Linked DNA regions of Homo sapiens: region 1 is linked to region 2. Evidence: read pairs that join two places in POLR2A ChIA-PET (ENCODE). Cell type or tissue: Panc1. All regions are shown on one strand. Links, peaks and the distances in the headings refer to the core of each region. The heading gives the core; the rest is flanking DNA. Region 1 overlaps EEFSEC (eukaryotic elongation factor, selenocysteine-tRNA specific). Region 2 overlaps EEFSEC (eukaryotic elongation factor, selenocysteine-tRNA specific).

Region 1 (8,323 bases), core at 37-8,036, 82 kb before region 2:
CCCATCAGGACACCCCAGTGGGGCCATGGGGCTCACAGAGTCAGTGGCTCATCCCGGGATCCTCTGCCAGGGGTATACGCAGCCCCGCCCCCAGGCTTGGGTGGGTGCAGCCCCCACCGCTTTCCAGCTACCTCTATGAGTTGCTTTAACCAGCCCACGCCTCACTAAAGACCTTTTGTTCAACTCCCTCCAGCTGAACACCTGAGTGGAAATTTGTTTTCTGCTGATGCCCCGACACGCACCCACTCCAACACCTCCATCTTCACCACTCTCTGCCTTTGTGCACCGTCTCTGCAGCCCTGCTGATCATGGCCCATTCCTGGGCTCCTCATTGCACATACAAGCCTGTCACGTGTTGTTCCCTCTGCCTGGAACACCCTTCCCATTCTAGGCAATAGAAGTCCCACTCATCCTTAAACATGCTGCTGCAACTGCCCTTTCTCTGGAGCTTGTCTTTTTCATTTTTAAATTGACAAATGACAAACTGTGTATATTTATAGTGTAATATATATATATGTATGTATATATATGTATATATATGTGTATATATATATATTTGTGTGTGTGTTGTGTGTGTGTGTGTGACAGGGTCTCACTCTGTTGCCTAGGCTGGAGTGCAGTGGTGTAATCCTGGCTCACTACAACCTCTGCCTCCTGGGCTCAAGTGATCCTCCCACCTCAGCCTCCTGAGTAGTGGGGACCACAGGCTCGTGCCACCATGCCTAGCTGATTTTTTGCATTTTTTTGTGGAGATGGGGTTTTGCCATGTTGCCCAGTCTAACATGATGTTTTAATATATGTATACATTTTGGAATGATTAAATCAGACTAATTAACACATTCATCACCTCACATACTTATTTTGGTGATGAGAACATTTAAAATCTATTCTCTTAGCAAATTTCATTGAATATTACACATTGTTATTAATTACAGTCACCATTCTGCACAGCGGATCTCCTGAATCGATTTCTCTGGTCTAACTGAAACTGTGAACCCTTTGACCAAGATCTCCCCATTCCCACCCCAGCCTGCACCCCCAGGCTCCCACAACCACCCTTCTACCCTCTGCTTCTATGAGTTTGGGTTTTGAGATACCACATGTAAGTGAGATCATCAGCATTTGTCTTTCTGTGCTGTGGGGCTTGTATTCATGAGGAATCTCCTGGTGGCAGCATGGTGCAGCCTCCATGTGGGCCACTGGCCAGGGTGAGACCACTTAGCAGGCTCCTCTGCATCTGTGGGAGTGGGTGGGCCCAGGGCTCGGAGCAGTTCCACCCCTGGCAGAGCACCTCAGTGTAAGCACTCACTCTGTGAGCCTCACAGCCCCACTGGGGGGTCCTGGTGGGAGCAAGCTCATGGGGACACTGTGAGAGTGGCATGGGACAGGGAGCCCCAGTGGGTGGTGGCTCCTGAGACTGCTGCTAGGGGCAGCTGGGTATGAAGGCACTGAGGGCAGGTGGGGGTGAAGGCAGCCCATACCCTGCCTGCCAAGGAGGTGTCCCACCAGGATCCCCTCCCCATGTGCACAAAGGGCCTGTACAGGCTGGGAACCTAGAGGACCAGAGCAGGGAGGAAGCTGGGCAGAGGCACAGGCAGAGGGCCCAGCTTCCTATGTGCCGTTGGCACCTGTGCCACTGCACCTGCTGGCACCTGAAGAATTTTCCTCCCTTTTCCCAGTCCTGCCCAGTACTAGCTTCGTCCCTGAAAAGTCAAGGCAGCTATAAGGCTCGCACATCAAGCTTCAGTCCGGAGGGCCCTGGCCTGTCGTCTCAGACTGGGAGCGCTGGCTGGCGGGGCTGTGTGGGTTATTTCTGGCTCAGTTTCCTGAAGATGTTGGCCACCCCTTCTTTATACGGATGAGAAAATGAAGGTCTAAGAGGCCAGTGACTTACTGGAAGCCCCACAGTGAGTTCAGAAGAGCCAGGATTTGAGCTACAGCCCTTACCCAATGGCAAAGCCAGCTTCTGCTCTCCACTCAGAGTGATGGGTGGGGGATACCCCTTTCAGAGGGCTTCTGACAATGGTTCTCAAGGCTGTGAGAGCATCGTGCACTGGCCCTGCAGCTCTAGATGTTTAAAAAGGTGACAAGGGCTCATGCCTGGAATCCTAGCACTTTGGGAGGCCGAGGTGGGTGGATCATGAGGTCAGGAGATCAAGATCATCCTGGCTAACACGGTGAAACCCCGTCTCCATTAAAAATACAAAAAATTAGCCGGGCGTGGTGGCGGGCACCTATAGTCCCAGCTACTCGAGAGGCTGAAGTAGGAGAATGGCATGAACCAGGGAGGTGGAGCTTGCAGTGAGCCGAGATTGCGCTACTGCACTCCAGCCTGGGCAACAGAGCGAGACTCAGTCTTAAAAAAAAAAAAAAAAAGTGACAAGGGTGCTGGATAAAGAGGCCATCTGTAGAGTCAGCCAGGGACAGCCTGCCCCACTGCACAAAGGGTCCGGTCTCCCTCTGGCAGGCGGAAGTGAGATTACTGGCCATCTAAAGCCTGAGTCCCCTGGGAAGACTGAGGACATGCAGCTGATATGAACGGGGCTCCAGAAGCCAGGCCCTTGCACGCCTGCCTGAGGGACATGTGACACTATGGCCTTGGGGACCTGCATTAAGGAAGCGCTCCCTGTGAGCAGCATACCTTACTTGGAGCCTGAGCGGTGTCTGCTCTGCAGGTTCCATACCTAGGTGGTCTGCCCCCCGCTTGGGATGGGGCACAGAGTGTGGGCATGGGGAGGACCCTGGCCAGTCCCCTCAAGTGAGCGCCTGGCCTGTAGGTATCTGACTCCCTGAATCAGAGCCTGGCCTTCCTTCTGCAAACAGAGCAGGTAGCTGGCAGCAGACCCCGACAAATGGCATGGGCAGCCCGTCTCCCTCTGGTGCCAGGAGGTCTGGAGGCTGAGAAGGCGTGGGGCTCCCCGGCGTCTGTGCTGGGCTGGGGAGACAGGCGTGGCCCAATCGGCAGTCCATCTCACCCGCGATGGCTCTCGTTACACACAATGCATACCTCGCACTGCCCGGAGCAGGCAGAGCCGGAAAGTCTATCTGGCACTGGTGAAGATGTGGCCATTTAATTGCTCTCCTGAGATGGTCAGGCTCGTTTACCTCTGCTCTATTATGGACTGGCCGGGAAGCCACACCTGGAAAGCCTGACCAAAGGGAGACCTGGACATGGGGCAGCATGGATTTGTGGCAAATGTCACCAGGAGCTGCTTTGTTTTCCCAGTGGCCTTTTTTTTCCTTTCTTAGCCATGTGGCAAACATAGGGAAGTGAAGAGCAACCCAGGTTGTCACGTGGTAAGAGCTGCTACCCACCCAGCCAGACTCTGCGGGTCCCACTCTCTGCTTCTCGCAACCTGCCTCTGTGCCTTTTCACTTAAAAATATTCAGGGAACATGCCAGAACAGGAGATAAATAGTGGTGAATGCACAGACCAGGGCCCAGCTCCCATGCAGTTTACTCATCTAAGAAGGCACAGACAGTGAACAAGGCAGCCAGATCTCCAGACAGCAGAAGGGTGGCGAAGGAAACAGCACCGCAGTCACTGTGTGGGGACAGGGCTGCTTCAGCATGCTCCAAGGGAGGAGGAGGAGGAGGAGGAGGAATGCTGGACCCAAGGCCAGATGACGGGGACCAGCCATAGATATTGCTGTCACGGATCCACAGGCAAAGGGAATTTGAGTGACAATTCCTAGGGTATGCGAGAGGCGCTGAGGGCAGATGAAGGCGTGTGCCATGCGTGGTGCGGTACGAGGGCCTGGCTCCAGGGTGACCACAGCTCACCATGTCCACACGGTGCCCTGTGTGCCAGGCTCCCCATTCTGACTTGGGGTCAGAGTACGCGGGAAGGCGGTGACAAGGCCACGTGCTGAGTGCCGACTGCCCATCTGCCTGGTGTCTACCTCCTGCAGGCCCTGTGTCTCCAAGGCAGGCAGGACAGGGCCTGCTCTGCCACCCGCTCTGCTAGGACCTACGCTGTCAGGGAGGTGCAGTCCTGCCCCCATCTTCCTCCCTGCACTGGGGGCTGCTCTGGACCTCTGGCCTCTGCTTGCCCCTGGCTCACAGCCCCGCCCCTGTGTCAGCCTCCTCGCTGCCCTTCTGCACACCTGGCCTGTCTCTGCCTCAGGGCTGCTGTCATTGCCAATCCCTCTGCCTGGAGACCCACCTGGGAGGCACACCTGGCCTGTCTCTGCCTCGGGGCCCCTGTCTTTGCCAATCCCTCCGCCTGTGGACTTGGGAGCTCCGGCAGCTGCAGGTTCACTTTCTTCGAGTCACTGTACAACTGTCACCTCTTGGTGAGGCCTTTGTGACCCCCTTGTTTAGAACTACAACCCCCTCATGCTCCCCTGACCCCCTCTCACCCCACTATTTTTCCTATAGCTCTTATCACCTTCTAATGTCCTCTATGATGTCCTTGTTTTGGGTTTGTTGTCTGCCTCTGCTGAAATGACAAGCTCCACCCTAGCAGGGAGTTTTGTCTATTCACTGTTGTAACCCTAACACCTGGAGTGATTGCTGGTGAGTGGCGGATACTCAGAGAACACTCTCCAAATAAGCGTTGGAGGAGACCCTGCTGGGGCTGAGGGGCAAACTGCTCTGGTTTTCCAAGAACCTGAAGGGCAGCTGTTTAAGCACTGGCTGGTGACAACCTGGGAGGGACAAAGTCCTAGATGGTCACAGTGTGAACTAAGAAAGGCACTTCTAGGAATTCGGTCCAAACAAGTGGTCTGAGATACGGCAGAAGATTTCTACACAAAGATGTCCCCACAGCACGGAGGTACTGAATCCTCTCGTAACACCGTGTTGAGGAAACAGGCACAGAAGAGTTAGTACCTTGCCCAAGGTCACACGGCTATTTACAGGCAGAGCGGGAACGCCAGGCTATCTGATTCCCAAGCCCGTTTGCTTACCCACTAAGGGAGCGGCACGTTTTTGAGAACTACAAAGGGCCTCTAAGACCAAGGGAGGCCAGCAGACCCATCCAGCATCTATTTGCTGCAGCAAAATGTTCTGTGGGACTAAAAGTGATACCTGAGAAGAGTTTAAAGTTACACAAAGAAAGACCTATGTTATAATGCTGATTCAAAAAAAATGCAGCAATCAAAATTTTTGGAAGAATTCTGCTGCAGCCCTGGGATGAAGGGAAAAGAGACCGGAAGACTGTCCATTTGGCTGTCAGGGGTCGGGAGTGGGTTGCAAGCACTGTTCCTTCTTTCTTCTTTTATGTATTTCCCAAGGCTTCTACTGTGACCCTGGGTTACTCACAGGGGGATGTCTATTACAGGCCCCCCATCACTGTGGCCTCCGGCATCCAGCTGGGAGCCCAGAGAAGGCACGGTGCCTACCGGTGCAATCTGGCTGGAACCTGCTCAATCCATGGCACACAGGAGCCGGGGAGGGGAGGGAGGGCCAGAAAGCTCGCTGACATCTCTAGGCCCATGGTGCTGTCTCTGCCATGCTCTGAGTCTGCCCAGGAAGGACAGGGACAAGAGGTAAGGTAGGGGTGGTGATGCTCATGACTCCTCCATGGCTGCTGGAAGTTCAAGGTCCCCACACTGCTGCTCTGCTGCTTGCATCAAGGGCAACGACTGGGAGGTGTGGGCGCAGGAATCCACCGTCCTCCAGCCCTGCCTCGCTGCCTCCTCCCTCATCCCACCTGGCTATCCCAAGGATTGCTCTAGGGTCCGGGTCAGACATCTAGACCTGGCTCCACCAACAGAAGCGTCTATTCTCTTTCTGGCCTCTCTCTCAGCCTCACCCCTCCTCCCTCTCTGACGCCATCATGTACCATGCTTCAGCTATAAGAAGCCAAGCAGGGCCTTGGAATGTGTGGTTCCCTCTGCCTGCCATGCTCACACTCTGATGCTGCCCCTTGGGAAGGTGCCCCTCAGCTGCCCAGCCAAGTGAGATCCTCCTGGGTGCCCTGCCCAGCACCACTGTGGCTGTCATTGCCTTATATGCCTGCCTCCCCCAGTGGCCTGTGAGGGGGCACCTCTCCAGGATTGTGTGCAGGGCCTAGCACACGGGCTCAGGGAGGTTTGATGAAAACAAAGGGAATGAGTATGGATTCATCCTCACAAGCACTCACAGCAGGGGTGCAGGACAGCGGAGGGAAGAAAAATGCCCCAGCAGGGCAGGACCCCTGCCTCCAGGACCAGAAAACACCTGTCTGCCCTTGAGTGACCCAAGGGAGAAAGAAGTCCAGGCTCGGGTCTCAGGCTGACCTGGCCCCCTGGTCCCTCTCCCATGTGCTGGAGGGTGGCTCTCTACCTGGCAGGGTGGGCTAGGGTGTGTGTGTGCTACATGTACGTCTGTCATTCAGTAGGGCCTCTTTTTTCCCAAACCTCAGGATTCTCGGAGCCTATGGCCCTGCTCCACCCCCTGATGAACCCAAACCCCAGGATGCAGTGGGGGCGGGCGGCCATGACCCTGGGGGCAACACTGCTCCTCATGGCTTCCCGTGGAGACACTCTCCCAGGGCCAGGCTGGCCCTTTCTCACCAAGCGCCAGCTCCACACAAAGGCACAATGGGCTGCAGGCTGCCGGGTCCTGGCTTGGGCTGGGGTAATCAGGGAAGAATGCGGGAAGCACAACTGTTTCCCAAGCCCTAGCCATGGTGCCGCCCTGACATGGCCATCAAAGGCCGGCAAATTGCCTCCAATTGCTGGCGTTGCTTTCATGTTGGGGGCCAGACTGGAAGAGGGGTCTCCACGCTGGTGGGTGGCTTGCATGCCCCAGTGGGAACTGAACCCTTGCAAGCAGCTTGGGGTCACTGGCCCCTTTGTGGCCCTGTGGGGCTGGGGCCGCTCTAGTCACTCCAGCACTACCCACTGCTGTAAACAAGCAGTTTTGGAGAGGGTTGGAAGAGAGCCAGAGCCAGGGGCAGGGGATCTCTTTGGGGTCAGCATCCTGGTGATGACTGACAGCTGGGAGCCTAAATGGCAGGTGGGGCTGATATATGGGATGGCCAGGCTGGACAGCCACAGAGGGCCTTGGATTCAGCCAGGCTCCAGTCTGAACTGGATACTGGGCCCTAGGAACAGGAGGGGCTGCCTAGCAAGGCCACCCCCATCAGCAGGGGCCATGGGGCAGCTGGGGTGGAGCCCTGTCCCTCAACAGGGTGCTGGTGGGCTCCAATGTCAAGTTCCCCTCCACCCCAAGGTAGGAAGCTGCCCTGCACAGGCCACAGGTGGTCACGGAGGTGTGTGGGTGGCACAGTGCTCCAGTGAGACCTCTAAGTCAGGGCGTGGCTGGAGGCAGGCCTGGCCAAGAGGGAGCTGCCCCCAAGGCCAGGGGTGGGGAGACAGAAAGAAGGGGGAACCTGGCAAGGGCAGAAGTGTCCCTAATGTGGGGCCTGGCGGTCATGTCTGAAACGCATGGAGGCTATGGTTGACATCAACACCCCCATCTATCAGCGGCCAGCCAGGCTCATGGAGCTGCAATGACTTGCCCTGGCTTCCTGGCAGTTGTGGTGCAGCTGAGTCTGAATGCAGACCCCTCTGCCTGCTAGCAGGGCAGGGCAGCCCGGGCCCGGAGGACAGGCAGAGGCGATGAGGGTTTAGCTCTAACACAGACCCGGCTGGGGACAGAGAGGCCCAGGAGGACAGGCCTGGCAGGGCTGGGGAGAGCCAGGTGGGCAGAGAGAGCCAGTGTGAGCGCTCCCTGAGAGGGGACAGCCCTGACACCAGTCTCCTCTGTGAGCAGTGACAGCGACTCTGGAATCCTCCAGCCACCTCTTTGTCAGGCTGGGCTCTTCTGTTTTCCTGGGGAGCTAAAGCCTTTAACGTCGCTGGCTGGGGGGGGCCGGCTCCTTGGTTTTCTCTCCTTCCCTCCCAGCTATGGATCCCGTATGTAAACAAAGATGCAATTTGCTTTAAAAAGATAAGGTGATTAAGTTTTTATCAGACCTGTACTCTGCTGTCCCTGCAACAAAAGGAATTAGGGGGAAGCAGGCGGCGGAGCGGGCCCTTCGCAGGAGCCTCGCTCTTTCCGAGGCTCTCAAGCGCGCACTCGACGGGCTCATGCACCCCTTTGATTGGGCGGAAGCGTAGGCAACCAGCGCCCCGCACCCCCATTTTGATGTCTTAATGTTGCCTAATTCCTCCTTTAATTTACATTAAGCTTCTTAGCAGCAATGATGAATTCTTCAAAAACAAAAAAGGGCCCTTTGCAGAAATCTTTCCCGCACCATGTAAATTGAAATTATCATGCAGTCAAAGCTGTGGAGATTGGGGAGCGTGGGGAGGGAACACCAGTGCATTATGCGGATGGAAGGGTTTTTTTTTATTTTATTTATTTATTTATTTATTTATTTATTTTTTAA
Region 2 (8,323 bases), core at 314-8,313:
TATTCACCTTAGTATGATAAAATATTCACCTTATTTAGGATAGGCAAAAGATGGAGACAATCTAGCTGCCTAACAATAGAGGAATGGCTAAATAAAACAGCAGGCAAGGTGTTACATAATAAAATATATGAAGCACTTTTATCAGCATGGAAAATGTTTTCTCTGTAATACTGAACCAATAATCAAGGTATAAAAATGTATTTAAAATACAGTCTTAACTATAGTTAAGGGGGAGGTTTTTTTTCCCAGTTTCTTTATACTCCACAAAAATGTCTAAAGTAATCACACATTGCTTTCATACATGAAGAAAAGGTTCAAAAAGAAATACCTAAACTAAAAGAGAAAGACCATCCCACCAGGTTGTAGCTCGGTGTTGTGCCTGGCTCCTGAGGCTGCAAAGACTCTTAGGAATTCCTCCCCGTGCAAACATCTTCCCGGAGAGCCTGCTGCAGAACAGGCCTTCTACAGGGCACCTGAGACCACTCTCTCCAACCTCACCACCACCTGACACCTGAGGAAACTGAGAGTCAGTAGCCTGCCCAAGGCCCCTCAGCTGGTAAATGGTGAAACTCAGACCCAAGCCCAGCAAGGCCTGACTGAAGTGGGAGCTCATTTGGCCACAGCAATGGCTGGGCCTGAGGCACAGAGGCTTGGGTCCAAATCTGGAGCAAAGTGAGGAAGCTGTCACAAAAGACAACTTGGATGTCCTCAGCAAGGCTCAACAGGGAGATCACTTCCCCCTTCCCCCTTCCCCAGGAACAAAAGCCTGGCTGGGTCTGCACAGACTGTATGGCACGGGGAGCAGTGACAGCTCTGGGCTCCAGGTCCACTCTGGGATGATGCATCCCACCTTCAGGCAGAGAGTAGGCCAGCGAGGGATGTTGGGGGCCTGCCCTGCCTGTGTGAAGAACAAGTGCACGGACTGGCCGTTATCTCTCTTTGTTATGAAGCTTCTTTCTAACCATGAAATAGAGGTCAAGGTACAGTCTGTCTGGGACGGAGAGGCAGCCTTGAGTTTGAGGTCTGGCAACAGCAACAGGAAGGTTACCCTGTGCTAAGGATGTTTTTCTCCTCTCTATTTTTCTATTTCTTCTTTTTCATTTTCCAAGTTTAGCCTTTAGTATTAGCATATTTAAAACTTTAAGGAAACATTCAGTGTCTCAATCTTAAACTCAAACAAATCACCTGGAATTAACTCCACCAAAAAGAATTGAGGGCCTGGTACAGCCAGACCATGCAAAGCCCTAGGCCTACAACTGTGCCCCACAGGCGGGCAGAGCAGCTGGTAGAAAGTGCACTCTTCTGTCGTGCAGGATGGAATGGGTTGGAAGTTGGCTATCAGAAAATAAAAGAGCAACTTTCCCCTCCTGGATCTCTCTCTCTCCTCCCTGGGATCTCTCAGGGAAAGCGCTTAGTAACTCCATGGAGTAAGGCATTCATTGAACCACCTGAAATCTGTATTTTCCATGGGACCTGGAATCCTCAAGTGCAAACAGTGTGCTGACACCCCAACACATGGAGGGCCAGGAAGTCCTGAAAGACAGCATGATGTGTTTCTCTTTCCCACAGAGAAGCCCCCCACTCCATGGCAGAGGAGAATAAATCCCTGAAGCTGACTGCTAGAAGCACAGAAATTCTTTGAAATACCAAGTTTTGGACTTTAAGATTCATGGAAACTTTGCATTCTATGTCATAATAGATTCATGTTTGTTTTAACATAAAAGTGAGGTTTGGAATTAACTGCCCTTGGGAAAACTGACACTGTAGAAAACTCAACTGCTGGCCCTTCGGCATTCAGCCCTGGGGCACATGATAGCATTCACCCCACTCCCAGCCCCAGACCAAAGAGTATGCAAGGTGAGGATGAATTCAGCTGAGGGACCCAGGCCGTGAGAGGTCCGTGTCCATGGCTACACGTGCCTCCTTCCCCAGAGCAGATGGAGGCCAGTGGGGAGCCCACCGCCCCTTCAACGGTCTGGTTTCTGCAGCAAGCCTCAGCTGAGGGAGCCCCTGCCACAGGGGGGGAGGCGCTCAGACTCAGAGATACACCTGTACCTTCTGATCCTGCATCCTCACTCTGCTGAAGGAACACCAGGCTGCTCCAACACAGGCTGACCCTACTGAGAGGATGGGCTGGCATTCAACATGGCAGCCGCCCAAGTGATTTTCCAGGGTCATGTTTACTCTCCATGATCTGCCCTGGGGGCTGGCTCCTTCAGGGGAGGAAGTGCTCCAGCTCTGGAACGAATCATGCTGGCTGGTTCTACTGCCTCCTGGCTGGCCAACTTTGGGCTCTTTACCCCAGTTCCCTTGTTAGTAAAAAGGGGATAATAACACCCGTGGGGCTATGGCGAGAAGTCAAGGCCAAGCACAGCACCTAACACTCAGGTAAGAGTAATTCGTGTTAGGATTGACAGAGTGAAATTAAAAGACTAGGGCTGGGAGGGCAGGGAAGCACTGCACCTGTGAAGTGAGGTATGCTGTTTCCAGCACTTCAAATAACAAAGGTCAGTTCCGGGCCAGAGCCGACAGAATGGCATGGGCTCCACCACAGCCCAAGGAGGATCCCTTCGTTCCACTGTGTCTGACCCTCAGGGAATCCGCCTGGAGAAAACGGCTCCAAGAACTTGGGTAACCAGATGGACTCAAAAGGAGGCTCGGCTTCTGCCAGCAGTTCCCATTTCCCATATGCAAGAGATCCCTCCAAAGGTACAAGCAAAGCTCAGGGCTGACAAGTGTTTTCCTGGTTATCTGGAGAGATTTAGCTAACTAAGTATGTGAACTACCCCTAAGTGCAGAAACCAGTATACACCACTTATGTGACAGCTCTTCCCAAAAGCTGTCATGCATTCAGAAGTCATTACCCTGAGGTTGGGGTGTCAATATTAAATATCTTAAAACTTTATCAGTTGTAGCTAAGGTTAATGGAAATACTTTAAACATGTTAAGCAAATACTCTGAATGGGAAAATGCCAGGAAATACTCTGCCCCGGGGTGGGGTAGAAAAGCAGCCCCCACCAATCTGCAGAGTCAGAGGGTACTTCCTAACAAAGTGACAGCTGGATGTCAGTCAAGCAAAGAAAGACCAGAGGACCAGCAGGGGCAAAGGTGGGGACGGGGTGGCAGCAAGGTCCAAACCACCCCTGTGCTTCGGGCTGCAGACCCCAGCTCTCCCACAGCTCTCACTGCCCCTGTGGCACCTCCTGCTCTGGATCCAAAGCCTTAAAGGGCCCAGGGAAGGTGACCAACCATTAAGGGCCACTCTGAGTCTCTGCCCCATCAGCTCAGCCGCTACTCTCATGTCTGAACGGCTCACAATCTCACATGTTCTGGCAATGCATTAACGGATGGGACTTTGGGCTAAGGTGGGCCCATTCAGGCCACGGATGCCACAGGAAGCTGATGAGTGGCCTTTAGTGTCTTTAGGTTCTCAAGGCCCAAGAGTAAAGCCTCGAAACCCCACCAGGCTGTCAGCCTTGCTTCCTTTGGGAGCAACACTTTCCCTGGAGGGAGTTGGTGACAATTGTGATGACCGTGATGATGATGTCGGCAGCAGTAATGACAGCAACTAACATTGACTGAGCACTTGCCCCATGTGGGCACCACACTGAGGGGCTCCCAGGTAGGGACACGGTCCCTCCACAAGCTGCAGGGCAAGTAGGCGCAGGCATGCTGGCTTCAGTCACTTGCCTGCCATCACCCAGCCAGCAGGTGGCAGAGCTGGGATTTGAACCTGGACGGGCCGTCATGGCAACAGCCCCAGGAGAGACAAATGCAAGCTCCTTCCTTGACACATGTGCCCCAAGCTGGGCACTGGGGATTCTCAATTCATGGGGAAACTGCTCCTGCTATAGAGGGGTACCAGCCTGGGGAAAGGCAAAGTAGCCCTAGAGTACCAGGATGGAAACTCAGTGAGGGGACAGAGAGGAGCGGTGCTGCTGTGTGAACGAGCACTGCTGCTCCCCCACGCTGGCCCTCACTCACTGCTTCTCCCCTCACTGCCAATCTGGACATCTTCAGCTCCCAGCTCACTGCCTCGGGAGGCTCCCCAGTCTCCTCTAAACCCCTGCTGTCTTCTCACAGAGGCTGCTCCTCAGGTCAGCCTCACCACTTGTGGTGACAGGGCCCACTGTTGTTTAAAGTCTGTCTTCCACATGGCACTGGACATTCCATCGGGGCAAGGATGGGCCACCAGTGCAGACCCAGCAGGCAGCCCAGTGCTGGCACCTTATCTTACTGAATGGAATACATGCTCCTGGGAAGGCCCTTCCTGGGTGGAAGGTGGATGAGGGGCACAGTAGGCAGGGGAAAGCCAGTGCAGGGACAGGCGGGCGCCCATAGTGAAAGGCTAGGAGTGCCGTGGCCTGGGCAGGCAGCAGGGGCCCCTCCAGCCTGTCAGGACAGTGTCCTAGCTAGCAGGATGCACCCCATGTGGTCTGCCCAGAGACTGTCCTGGGGGAGTGAAGCCTGGGACAGAGGCCTGAACAGGAAGGGAGAGGGACAGGTCATAAAATCCTTGCCTGGGTCCTTCCCCCTCTCCACCCACTGTGGCTGCCCCCTGAGGGCCAGCTCATGGAGGCAGAACTTGGCAGCAGCTGGGGCAGCTCTTCTTCCCTCTCAGAAAATGTAAGCCTGGCACATGAGAGCAATTATAAATCTGAAAACACACAAGCAGAAAGCCAGTTCCAAGCCAGCTCTGACAGGGCCCTGGCTCAGCTCCTTGCCCCAGCCCATCCCGGGAGCACAGCACTCTCCCCCAGAGCTTCCCACCTGTCTCCCACCTTGGCCTGCCTGACCCTGCCTCTCCCAGTCTCTCTGAAGCTCCACTGCCTCTCAGCAGCCTTCCAAGGCTGCCTGGCACCCCCAGGGCCTCCCACACATATTTGTGCCATCCCTGCCTTTGTCGCCACCTCCACTCAGGTCATCAGCACTGGGCAGTGTTCTATAAGCTCACATGGATTAACCTACTCAATCCTCACAGCAAGCCTAAGAGGTAGGTCCCGTTATGTCCTGCATTGTACAGGTGACCAAACTGGGGCCCAGAGTTTGGGTGACTAGCCAGAGGCCACTAGTCCAGCAGTGACGGAGTGGGGCATGAGCCCAGGAAGCTCCCGTCCAGGAGTCTGCAAACCTCCTATCTTCCTCATAGGGCCAAGCCAGTTCTAACACTTATACACTGGTGGAGTGGCTACCGCCTTGCTTGTTTGTCCTACAGGGACCTCCTCGAGAGAATGGTCACTCTAATTCATCTTTGCATCTGCCACACCCAGAAGGGGGCCTGGTACGCTGCCAGTGCTAACAACAGTTCAGTAAATGAGCAATTGATGGCAAGCAACCTTTTCTCCTCATAACACAGTGGTTAGGAAGGCAGGTTTTCAAGTCAGACTTCTTGGGTTCAAATCCTTCATATTAGCTACGTGACCCCAGGCCAGGGATGTCACCTCTCTAAGTTCCCTTAAATGGAAAATGTACCTAACTAATTGGGCATTTGTGAGGTTACATTGAGATAATCCACGTGAAATGATTAGCATGGTATCTTTAAAAATTAGAAGTTGTTCAATATAAATTAGCGATTAAAACTACTACTGCTACTATTTTATCATCAATAAAATGGAGATGAGCATCCCAACTTCATTTGGATTATGGTGACAATGAAAGTAAAAGAGATAAGCTGTGTGCTGCACTGGCATCAAGAAAAGACTCAGAGGAGTGGCGCTCTGCCCCAGTGCCCTTGAAGCCTACAAGCCAGGGGGCAACAAGCTCTCCTGGAGAAGGTGACAGTAAGCAGTTTAGGCTTTGGAGGCCACACAACCTCTGTTGCAACTACTTGACTCTGCCATTGCAGTGCTTTATTTATCAAAACAGGTGGCAGGCTGCAGTGCGCTGACTCCTGCTGTGCACCGAGGCAGGACACTGTAAACAGTGTCCTATGAACAGGAACACTGACCTGCCCCTATTGAAGCCAGACACCCAGCCAATCAGCAGGGCCAAACCTGTGCTGCCAGCAGCAGGTGCTGTACACACGCCAGGGGCCAGCGGCAGAACTGAGCGTGTCTGCAGAGCAGGCCTGCAAGAGGGGCTACTCCCTTGGCAGCCATTTCCTGAGCACCTATTATGTTCTGGGCACACAGGACAGAATGAGACACCATCCCTGCAGTCGAGAGGATGGCAGCACAGTGCAGGGACAGCCACATAAACAGAACATGGTGTGGCATTCAGATCGTCTCCTCCTCTGTGACCTGGACGTAAGAATAGTGCCCACAGCTTGTAAGGCAGAGAGAGGAGTGCATGGAAACCCCTGGTTGGTCACTGGTGTGCTTATTATTCTGACCTGTCTCCTAGGAGGCAGAAGGCGATGGGCAATCCACTTGAGATGACTTTCAGAAGCTTAAGGGCATACGCTTTGTGCAAAGTCTGTTGAGGGTAGAACCTGTAACACACAGGCCAACGTGAGTCATGTTATATCGCAAATAAAAATCGGCCCATGAATATACATAATCCCCCAGGTAATTCTCTCAATCTCAGAACGGTAATGGAGCCACCCTCGCTCACTGAGGCATGAATATTTACCATCCTCTGGCTTTACTGCTCTCGATCTGGCTTCAATTTTGCAAATTAAAATGAGGGCTGTGTGGATAGAGAGATTACAGGAGAGCCTCTGAAGCCTGCTGTCCCCTGGTGAGGCAGCAGGCAGGGTAAGCTGGCTCCCGCCCGCTGGCCTGCTACTTCTGCCTTGAGGGTCAGGAGCCACAGAAAATGGGACAAGGGGTTGGAGGGGGGTCAGGACCTCAGAAAAACACAGTGGGGAAAGGAATGGCACTTAACATGAAACATGTTCCAGGTGGGACAGGTGTGAAAATCCCCAGGCTTTCTCTTTCTGATGGTTGAGAAGAATTCCCGAGGAGCCAAAAGGGCAGAAACTTCATGTGTTGCACCCTGTCTGAACCTAGATTCAGACCCTGTCCAGGACTTGAACACCGGCAAGTCATTTCTCCTCTCTGGGCCTCTGAGTCTTCATGGTACAATGGGGTAAAAACCGCCTTACTCCTGCAGGTGATGTGAGGATAAGGAGCTGCTGTACACGCAGGTGCCTGGCCCAAGTGCTCCCTCGGTGGCGAAGCCAGGCATCAACCGCTGCTCGTCTACACATCTGCCATCTGTTACCTGTTAGTACACGGCCACTCAGGAAGAGGAGTGGGATACTGTCTGTGACACTCCAGGCAAGACCAGAATGGCTTGCCATGGGCAGCCATGCTGGCAAATAGGTGACACTGACTTTGTTACAAAGGGAGCTGCTTGCAACCAGGGCCACCAGGGACAGCAGTCCGCAGTCTCGCTGGACTTACAAATGGCTGTGGAGAGGTTAGGGAGGGGCCCGCCATTTCTAACTGGGTCTCTGCCATTAATTAGGAGAGAGAACCAAGGGTCCTGTACCTTCTGCTGTCCTGGGTGAAGGGTGCAGGGAGAAGAGCATCATGTGCTGGAGCAGGAACGGGTGGGACAGGGAGCTAATGGCTGCTGCCTGCTGGCAGCTGGCAGACCAGGACATCTGTCCCCACTGCACAACCTGGCTCTCTGGAAACCAAAAGCCAGAGATGGAAAACAGTCACTCAGTCCACCTCAGTTAAAAAACCAGCTGGAACACAGTCTATGAGAAAGTTGTCCCAGCAAAACTTTGCAAAGGACAGCACTTGCCACTAGTCGAGCAACAACTATGTTCCGGGCATTGGCTGAACCCTTTCTAACCCCCCTTGCCTCACAGCAGTCCATCACGGGAGGGCGCCATGCAAGCTTCATGCAGTCTCACCACCAGCAAGTGCTGGGCCAGGGCAGGCTGACGGCCTGGCTCTCCCCACTGTGCCAGATGGGCTCCTGTCCACAGAGCCTGTTGTATGCCCTGTACTATGCCATGTCTAGAGAAACAGGGGACCAGGCACAACTCCATCCTGCCTCTGCCTGGAGTGCACAGTCACCTAACAACCAGTTCCCATGGCCCACATGGCAAGGGCTGCCCCAGTGTGGCAAGGAGGGTGGGGGAGCCCTGAGAAAGGAACCATGGTTACCACCTGGCAGGGAACTGGGAGGAAACCTCAGAGAGGAGGGGACATCTGTGCCAGGCCTGTGGATGGACGGAGCAGCTGGAGCAGAAGGCTGAAGGGGGCAAAGGCCCTGAGGCCTGCAGAGGGCCCAACTGGTCAGCAGCCGGCGAGAGAATGGTACGTGAGCACAAATGGCTGCAGCTGAGGCAGGAGCCAGGCAGTGCAAAGCCCGAGGGTCAGGCCAAGGAGCTGGAACTCTCCTCTGCCGGCAGATGAATACCGTG

What was found. Peaks named below come from ENCODE experiments on the same cell type or tissue, not always from the same donor. Only the 100,000 strongest peaks of a DNase experiment are listed, where the experiment ranks them.
Region 1: POLR2A ChIA-PET joins it to region 2 with 16 read pairs; 2 of 35 experiments call an interaction of 5 or more read pairs at or near these places.

The regions. Positions count from the first base shown.
Region 1 is chr3:128,399,071-128,407,393 of GRCh38, reverse strand. The region is part of intron 6 of EEFSEC (eukaryotic elongation factor, selenocysteine-tRNA specific); the gene reads right to left. Among named protein-coding and RNA genes, the nearest start is that of DNAJB8-AS1, 60 kb to the left of the region's middle. RefSeq lists enhancers at 1-160, 4,989-5,782, 6,578-7,372, 7,373-8,167. In Panc1, for the core only: no CTCF peak of the experiment used is centred there; no DNase peak of the experiment used is centred there; H3K27ac peaks cover 1,349 bases.
Region 2 is chr3:128,317,627-128,325,949 of GRCh38, reverse strand. All of the region lies in intron 4 of EEFSEC (eukaryotic elongation factor, selenocysteine-tRNA specific), which reads right to left. Among named protein-coding and RNA genes, the nearest start is that of DNAJB8-AS1, 140 kb to the left of the region's middle. RefSeq lists a silencer at 790-1,084. In Panc1, for the core only: a CTCF peak has its summit at 3,717 (motif pointing right); a DNase peak (open chromatin) is centred at 3,777; H3K27ac peaks cover 754 bases.